2 separate regions of the Homo sapiens genome follow, and region 1 is linked to region 2. The links are chromatin contacts, found by Hi-C or POLR2A ChIA-PET in ENCODE. All regions are on one chromosome and are shown on one strand. Each heading gives the region's core, a stretch centred on a gene start or an enhancer-like site at or near the end of the contact. The rest is flanking DNA. Distances are from core to core; before and after follow the strand shown.

Evidence for each region. A loop is a pair of places that touch in the nucleus more often than their neighbours do. ChIA-PET counts read pairs that join two places held with the same protein, here RNA polymerase II (POLR2A). Pooled maps may share reads with other maps.
Region 1: a pooled map shows a loop between it and region 2 (2.7-fold over the local background). The contact joins two enhancer-like sites. A Hi-C loop is called at or near these places in 1 of 37 single-sample maps with no recorded cell type and 7 of 50 pooled maps. POLR2A ChIA-PET finds 5 or more read pairs at or near these places in 3 of 52 experiments (A673, activated CD4-positive, alpha-beta T cell and activated T-cell).

What each region holds. Positions count from the first base shown.
Region 1 is chrX:19,774,339-19,778,373 of GRCh38, forward strand. All of the region lies in intron 2 of SH3KBP1 (SH3 domain containing kinase binding protein 1), which reads right to left. Among named protein-coding and RNA genes, the nearest start is that of SH3KBP1, 110 kb to the right of the region's middle. RefSeq lists a silencer at 2,625-2,674. Within about 2 kb of position 1,898, at least 6 of the 41 ENCODE cell types and tissues checked have a DNase peak (open chromatin) inside an H3K27ac peak, as active enhancers do.
Region 2 is chrX:19,623,892-19,628,191 of GRCh38, forward strand. The region is part of intron 8 of SH3KBP1 (SH3 domain containing kinase binding protein 1); the gene reads right to left. Among named protein-coding and RNA genes, the nearest start is that of MAP3K15, 110 kb to the left of the region's middle. RefSeq lists an enhancer at 1,265-2,464. Within about 2 kb of position 1,865, at least 3 of the 41 ENCODE cell types and tissues checked have a DNase peak (open chromatin) inside an H3K27ac peak, as active enhancers do.

The sequences.
Region 1 (4,035 bases), core at 648-3,147, 150 kb after region 2:
TTGGTTAATCTTCAGTGATGCTCACTTGGTTAACTTTTAAGAAACCTAAGCCGCCGGGCGCGGTGGCTCACACCTTTAATCCCAGCACTTTGGGAGGCTGAGGCGGGCGGATCACGAGGTCAGGAGATCGAGACCATCCTGGCTAACACGGTGAAACCCCGTCTCTACTAAAAATACAAAAAATTAGCCAGGCGTGGTGGCAGGCGCCAGGAGTCCCAGCTACTCAGGAGGCTGAGGCAGGAGAATGGCGTGAACCCAGGAGGCGGAGCTTACAGTGAGCCGAGTTCACGCCACTGCACTCCCCTGTCTCAAAAAAAAAGAAAGAAAGAAAGAAAGAAAGAAAGAAAGAAAGAAAGAAAGAAAGAAAGAAAGAAGAAACCTAAGGAAATTCTAGTTTATACTGCCTTCCCCAATAAATATGGGGGGTTTATTAACTTTATTAACACATAGAAAAATGAATCCTCAGCTTTACATTTTAAAAATTATATTCTTTAAATTACAGAGAAATCCAAAAAGGTTTAACTAGACAAAAAAAGTAATCATCAAAGGGGTCTTCCTACTTTACAAAGCTAGACCCCCACACCTGGCCAGACCTTCTATGAGAGCATCAAGGCTTCTGAGGGGAGCGCATTGGTCCCCTCATTCTCCTCCCCCAAGCCCTCTCTGTTTAGTAGTGTCACACAGACTTTTCACAAAGGATTTGTCACCAGTCCACAGATCACAGTCTCTGGAAATTCCACCTGTGGTTTGACATCAGGGGACTTTATCAGACTGGAGGGCAGAAACCATCCAAACTGACTTGAGGCAAAATCTCTCCACAGGTCTTCACGAGTACACAACAAGAATTCTGAAATTGAGGCCCTGTAACATCCACTCTGTTCCATCAGCCTCACTGAGGTAAAGTACCACACCAATGTCAAAAGCTCCAAACACACCAGGAAAGCCGACGACATCACAGAACTAGAGAAATGTTTCTCATCTCAAATGTTCACTTGGTTTCTAAACAAATCTAAATATTGGGTGGGCTTGGTTTGCTTTCAATTAACTGCTCTTATTTAGCCTGTAAGCCTTTTCTGGAAAGTCTTCCCCCACATTTTCAACTATTGATTTAAACATCAAGCCTCGTTCAATGTTTCTCACAAAATATTAGCACTGTATCTTACACTCACGTGCCTGCTTACTCTAACTCACTCATTACCAGGGAAAATTGAGTGCCAACATTAACTCTAAATGGAAGAATTAGTTGTATTAGTCCAGGATTGACTCCAGTCCATTAATAAACCACACAACTAATTAGTCCTTGGTCTATTTGGAGTACGCAGGCCCTGGACACCATCATCCTGCATCATGGACACCACCGCTCCTCTGCTCTGTGTCTAATTCATCTTTTTCAGAGACTTACCCCTATTCATGCTTCTTAATGAGCCAAAGGCACTAAAGATCTGCTTTAAATGGCCTTTCAGGAAAATTACCTTCTCGATTACAGCTAGGAAAGTATCTTAGCAGCTGTGTTTTCACTGAAACAGCCATAATATCAGAAGATTTGCAAGCTACTTCACATTTATTATCCCCCATTGATATTTAATAATTCTACTTGCAAGTACCACAGCCTAATTTGTCCCTTGCAAATTGCCAAGAATAAGATGTTGTCCTCATCCCATGGTGTCCGCAGGGAGCTCGCCTGATATTTAGCACAAATGTGACTAGCCCAAAGGACAACAGAGTGTGCCAAGAATTCATTCCCCCATCCCCCAAAAGGAATTGGCTACTACAGCTAGCTTACAGGAAAGAAAGACCTCAGAAGATACTTTCCTCAAAATGCTCTAAAGTCAGAAGTCTCAAAATAACATGTCAATGTCCACGCTTCCACATGTGAGCCATAAGCGCCCTGTGCTGTTGGAGGAAATCTGATGTGGAAATGTTTTATGGCCTGAGATTCTTGCTCAAGTGGCCTAGCAGGGCCTAAGAGAAGATGCTGGGGGAGAAATGAAAGCAGGAGGGAAAGACTGCCTCACAGATTCAACTCCCTGGAGAAAACCCTCAAAAAGAGTGGGAGTGGATGAGGTATCCACTGGGCAGTGATGTCCCTGGGCCAACAGACAACAGAATTAAGTCTATATCAAGCAGAATCCCATGGAAAAAATAAAAGAATTTTTTTTAAAAAAAGAATTCTAAATCTAGCTTGACAACCTGGTTTTTTTTTTTTTTTTTTTTTTTTTTTTAGAGAGAGACAGGGTCTCACTCTGTCACCAAAGCTGGAATTCAGTGGCATGATCATAACTCATTGTAATCTCAAACTCCTGGGCTCAAGTGATCCTCCCACCTCAGCCTACTGAGTAACTGGGACCACAAGCGCACACCACCATGTCCAGCTAATTTTTTCTTTTTAATTTTTTGTAGAGACAAGGTCTTGCTACGTTTCCCAGGATGGTCTCAAACTCCTGGCCTCAAGTGATCCTCCTGCCTCAGCCTCCCAAAGCACCAGGATGACAGGTGTGAGCCACTGCACCCAGCTGACAGCCTAGCTCTTTAAGCCACTTCCTCTCTTAGTTTTCACAGACACCCTCACCATCCTGAATATTTTAACATACCTCTGATTTAAACCAAACCACCAACCGCCTGCCACCTGAATCTGTACTGAAAGACCACACAACCACCCCAAGACTGGAAAGACACATTAAAAGATCACTGAGCAAGACAAACTTGAATGAAGATTTCCTCCATCTCCCTTAACCCTCTCCAGCTGCCATCAGTTGTCTTTAAGCCTTTGAGGATAAAAAAGGTATGCCCTTGAGCCTCCAAATGACAATGCAATTTGAGGAACCACAGTCCACTCCCCATTTCACTAAGGACTGCAGCTTCCACCAGCAACTGGCCAGGGCTGTGTGCTACAGGGTCAAGTGGGAGGGTTAGACACAGAGCCTGGAGCCAAAGGGATCCTTCCAGAAGAAACTGCCCTGCCCTAAATACAGGGGAAAATCCCACCAAGAGGAGAGGAGAGGAAGTCAACAGAAAGGGCCAGGGCTGAAAGGTTATAATGTTCAGTACAGCCTTGGGCCAGCTGAAACACAAAGGCATGTGGCAGGCTGAGGCCCCAGCCTGCCCATACCTGCTGGCTTTCTGGATGAGTTCCTGTGAAGCCTTAAGGACCTGGGGCTCTGTTTTTAACCCCCTAGTTCTCACCCCCACTACTTGAAGGAATTTGAATGAGCCACTGCTTCTTATACTCTGAAGGGCCTGTCTAAAGCTGCATTCATTGGTGGAACAGGCACACACCACTGCTAGGCGCTACCCCTAGAAGTCTGGACGGGCTCCCTAGATGCAAGGGTCTCAAACACACCAGTCCTCCAGCGCCTTATTCTGCCTACTTGGAAGCAATTGCAGGGGAAGAGGGGCAATGAGGGGTGGGCCAGAGCAGTAGTTCTCAAAGTGGAGTTCCACACCAGCAGCATCACCAGAGAACCTGTTAGAAATGCAGACTCTCTGGCCCCAGCCCAGACTATTGAACTAGAAGGCATGGGGTGGGGTCCAGCAGTCGGTGTTTGAGCAAGCCCTCCAGGAGGTTCTAACGTATGCTCTGGTGTGAGAGTCACCACCCAGAGAAACAAAAAAGGTTGAGGCTACAGGAGGGGCCGAGATCCTCTGGAGCAGCTGGCTGGATCCCACCCCGTGTGGGGGCAGGGATTCCTTCATATCCTACTCCTCCAGGAAGAAAAAAAAGCTGGAGGAAACACTTCCTTCTCATCAGGAAACACTATAGCAGTGGAAAGCTCAGAGAACACAGCAGTGCAGAAAATGAAAGGGGAAAATTCGGCCGGGTGCGGTGGCTCACACCTGTAATCCCAGCACTTTGGGAGGCCAAGGCGGGTGGATCACGAGGTCAGGAGTTCGAGACCAGCCTGGCCAAGATGGTGAAACCCTGTCTCTACTAAAAATACAAAAATTAGCTGGACACGATGGCGGGCGCCTGTAATCCCAGCTACTTGGGAGGCTGAGGCAGGAGAATTGCTTGAACCCAGGAGGCTGAGGTTACAG
Region 2 (4,300 bases), core at 615-3,114:
CAGTTCAATATACCAGGAAAGAACATTCAGTTACCAGGCATTTGTCTTTTCATCTTCTTCTAATAACTTATCATAGCAATAACTATGATTTAACCTTTAAAGAAAATATTGTGTGTGTAAAGACAGAGTCTCTCGCTATGTTGCCCAAGCTGGTCTCAAACTCCTTGGCTCAAGCAATCCTTCTACCTCAGCCTCCCCAAAGTGTTGGGATTACAGGTGTGAGCCACTACACCCAGCCCTGTGATTTAACCTTTATGTTTCCAAAGCACTTTTGAATACAACATGTCATTTAAGCCTCAGAACACCCCTAACAGAGTAATACAAATAGAAAGGGTGGAGATAGAAACAGAAAAAAAAGGGGAGTTTCTCTAATTCCTTAAGATACCTACAGATTTTTTTTTTCTGTGTGTTGCAGAGGGGAAAAAAAAGTATTCCAAGATGGGGGATTACTGATGTCCTGCCACTTTAGCACAACATTCTGCAGAGATATGACAATTAGGTTGAACAAACACAGGATCTCTTTAGACAGTTTTATATAATTTGTGTAGGCATATGCACCTGGGAATTTACATCAGCTGCAAGCTCATCTGTCCATGATACAAAGGAAAAATCTATAATAACGACCATCAAAATGTTGGGGTGGCCTTTCAACAACTGTCTACTGGTGAACTAAAACGATATTTTCTCCCACCCCAAGCCCTATGTTTACCATCCTCATGTAATTTAAAACTATGTCTGTGTGATGGTAATGATTCTTCTCACTGGTCCCAGTGTCCTGGCTACTTATAAAAGGAAGACAAAACAGCAACAAATTATACTCCTTTGGGTTTTAAATGCTCTGAGGAGGAGATATATTGTGACTTTTGTCTAGAATAAGGACATAAGCAGTCTAACAAGATAGGCCATGCTGCAAGAAATACATTCTATGACATCAATGACTCATTTGCTCAACACTGACATTTTCCAAATGTCTGTAAACCCAGATGATCCCAGACCTATGCTTAACTTCTTCATTCACTCATAAAACATGTCTGTCTAATGGGTCTGTCAGCATGTCATCATCTTCAGGGTGACACGTGCTAATTTACTCCTCACCCTTGGAACCACATTTAATCCTACCATTTGAGCTCTGCTAAAAGCTTCAGCAGTTCAGAGAGAAAGGGTCAGGGCCAGCAATCGATTTAGCTGATCGGCTTTCTTCCTGCCAAGCTAAGGATCTTGCTTGAGATTCCTGAGGCTGCTTCTCTTTGTGAAGGCAACCTTATTTTCCTGTGGGGTGGGAAGCAAGGAAGTCTGAAAACATTTTTCTCATGAATACATGTTTTAGTTCATTAATGAATTAATGGGAGGGAGGCAGGAAGGGGAAATAAACATTAGAACAAAAAAAATAACAGAGTTGATCACAGAATGTCTTAGGAAGGGCCTCAGGACTCCCGCCTGCATTTTTTTTTGCCCCCCGACAGCGAGTGGAAAGCTAAGTGGCAACCAGGCTAGGAAGAAAAGAGGAAGGCAAAATACTCTGGGCATGGGAAGAAACTGGAAGAAAGCAGTTGGGGAGGCAGGCCTCAGGCACAAAAAGAACCAATGTCAACCCTGAGCTGAACTCATCATTCCCTCTGCATGGACCATCATTTCACTCTTTTAGAGGTGGCAGTGGACTCCTACAGTCATGGATGATCCAGAAACCACCACAGTGATGTCCTGACCCTAACAGATCGGAAACATAGATTTCAAAACGCGAGCATCAGCAACAAAGGATGGGGTGATGGCATGGTAATACTGTTTTTCTGCTAAGTAACAATGATAATGTCATTACCTTACAAAGGAAACTCCACAGACACTTGCCCTGGATATCCAGTAACAATGAGGACTCTCAATGAGTAGACAAGAGTCACCTCTGGAAGTGACTCAGCCCCACAGGAAACACGAACTCCACCCGCAGTTACCACCTTGCCCAGCCCCCAAGTTCCAAGAGCACTTGGCCCAGGGTCAGCAGATGCCTCTGACCTGGCTCTGCCACTGACTTGCTGGGAGTCCCTCGGGAAAGCTGCTTCAGCACTCTGGGCCTCTGCTCCTCCTTTGTAATCTGCAGAGAACACGCATGGTCCCACCTAATTCCCGGGGTTGCTGTGAAGATGAGGGGAAATGCTGAGCTCCGGGGAGACTCCTGAGGAAAGGGGAATGGTGATGATGGTCCCGGGCTCTTGCTGCCAGTGGTTCAGAATCCTGTGCTGGGAAGCTGTGGTCCTGGAGAAAGATCTAGCTATCATTAAGTTAATTAAATGTTCAACTGTTGTCTGGGACAGGAGGGAGGAAAACATATTGAGGTAGAGATGAAAAGGAGCGGTTCTAACTGTGCCCTCACAGCATGTCTAGCTCCAAATACTTGGGGTCCCTACAAAGAAGCAAAATTCCTGGTTTGAATTTTTGGCTTACCATTGTATTCCAGCATTTTGCACAGCTCCTGGCACACCATAAATATTCTTCGATGTATGAATGAATGAATGAATGAATGAATGAATGAGTGAACGAACATTGTGAGGGGAAGAGGACAGGGTGCAAATTAAAATTGTTGTCAATAATCTTCAGTGGATAATCCTCATGGTCCAAGGAAAGATGACTGTACTACTGTGTTGGGGATGCCACTAACCGTCTTTAGCTAATATTCTGGGTCCCCTCTTTTTTGTGGTTTGGGGGACAGGGTCTCACTCTGTCCCCTAGGCCTGAGTGCAGTGGCACAATTATGGCTCACTGCAGCCTCAACCTCCTGGGCTCAGGCAACCCTCCCGCCTCAGCCTCCCAAGTAGCTGGAACTATAGGAACACAACACCACACCTGGCTAATTTTTGTATTTTTTGGTGAAGATGGGGTTTCACCATGTTGTTCAGGCTGGTCTCAAACTCCCAGGCTCAAGTGATCCTCCCGTCTCAGCCACTCAAACTGCTAGGATTAGAGACGGGAGCCACTGAGCCCGGCCTGGGTCCCCTCTTTCTCTAGGGTGTGTCTATCAGTTTCCTTCCATGAACATTAATGCTAGCTAATATTGCTTCCGTTCCCTTCCCTCCATCTCTACGACTCCACGATTTTGACCAATAACGTTAGCTTTCTAAGCGTTCATCTTGATGTCATCAAATAGGCTTAAAACAATGAAGACAGGGAGGTTGGGTATGCTTAAGGGTCAAAGACACAACTACCCAAGGAAGCCTGTTTGATAAGAAACACCTAAAGGTCCTTGTTTACAATAGGGTCACAGAGGAAGCCTTTCCTCCTAGGTTAGTGGGAGCTGTGAGGAATGGCTGTTGCTCTGAGGCCAGGAGGCTGTTGGCCAAGAGTGGGAACATGGCCACTCTCCACAGCTGGGCTCATTCTGCCCCAAGCGGCAGCGGCCACAGCGTGGGACACCTTCCAATGGCCATCTCACCCTTGCAGCTGAGCCCTGGCATAGCTCCTGCCAAGCTGCCCTCAGCCCTTCTCCAGGAAGCTTCTCCAGTTGGGATGAGACCCAGAAGCTTCGGAACCTTTTCAAACACACTCTGAGCACAAATCAGGAAGGCAGGGATGGGGGTGGCAGGAACACAGACACGGGAGTTATTTTTGAGTGACTGGAAATAAAAGCTAAACACAGGTGTGTTCTGCACGAGTGGAAATGTTCCTAAATTCACAAGAATTCTTTATAAATAAACTAGAAAACAAACCATTCAGGTTGCCACATTTCCTCCTGGCTTCCAGGGACATACAGAAATAGTTTGGGTCTTTGCACATTATTTCAGGAACTGCAGAGGGCTTATACACACCCACTAAAGGTGTCTGACTCATTTTCTAGAAAGCCACATGAACTGACAATCTGGGGCTAAAAATGAGGGCAAAGCCTGCTCTGTGACTCCTGCTACAGCACAGAAAAGCAGGGCAAAGGGAAACCACCTTCAATGATACCAAAGTAAATGTCAGAGGAATTCGGGGTCTATCAGGAACCTCTACGGCGAACACAGAATTTAGAGAACAGCAGTTCAGGTCTTTCACCTCAACTCCTACATCCAATAAATATGCGTATCAGAATGCATATTAAACAGATCATGGTGAAACCATTCATTTTATAATAGCAATAGTATACAATCATCTCAATGAACTTCTGGGCGATTCCTAACTTAGAGGAAGAGTAACAATCTTCTATAATGTCAGCAGGGTTTTACAGGCTCCGACTCCATTCTTCCCACTTTCAGCAAGCAAAATATTTATGGCATGTTTTCTTTCCAAATTCTTGCTAAAATCTCCTCCACTGTGAACACTTAACTATTTTAGG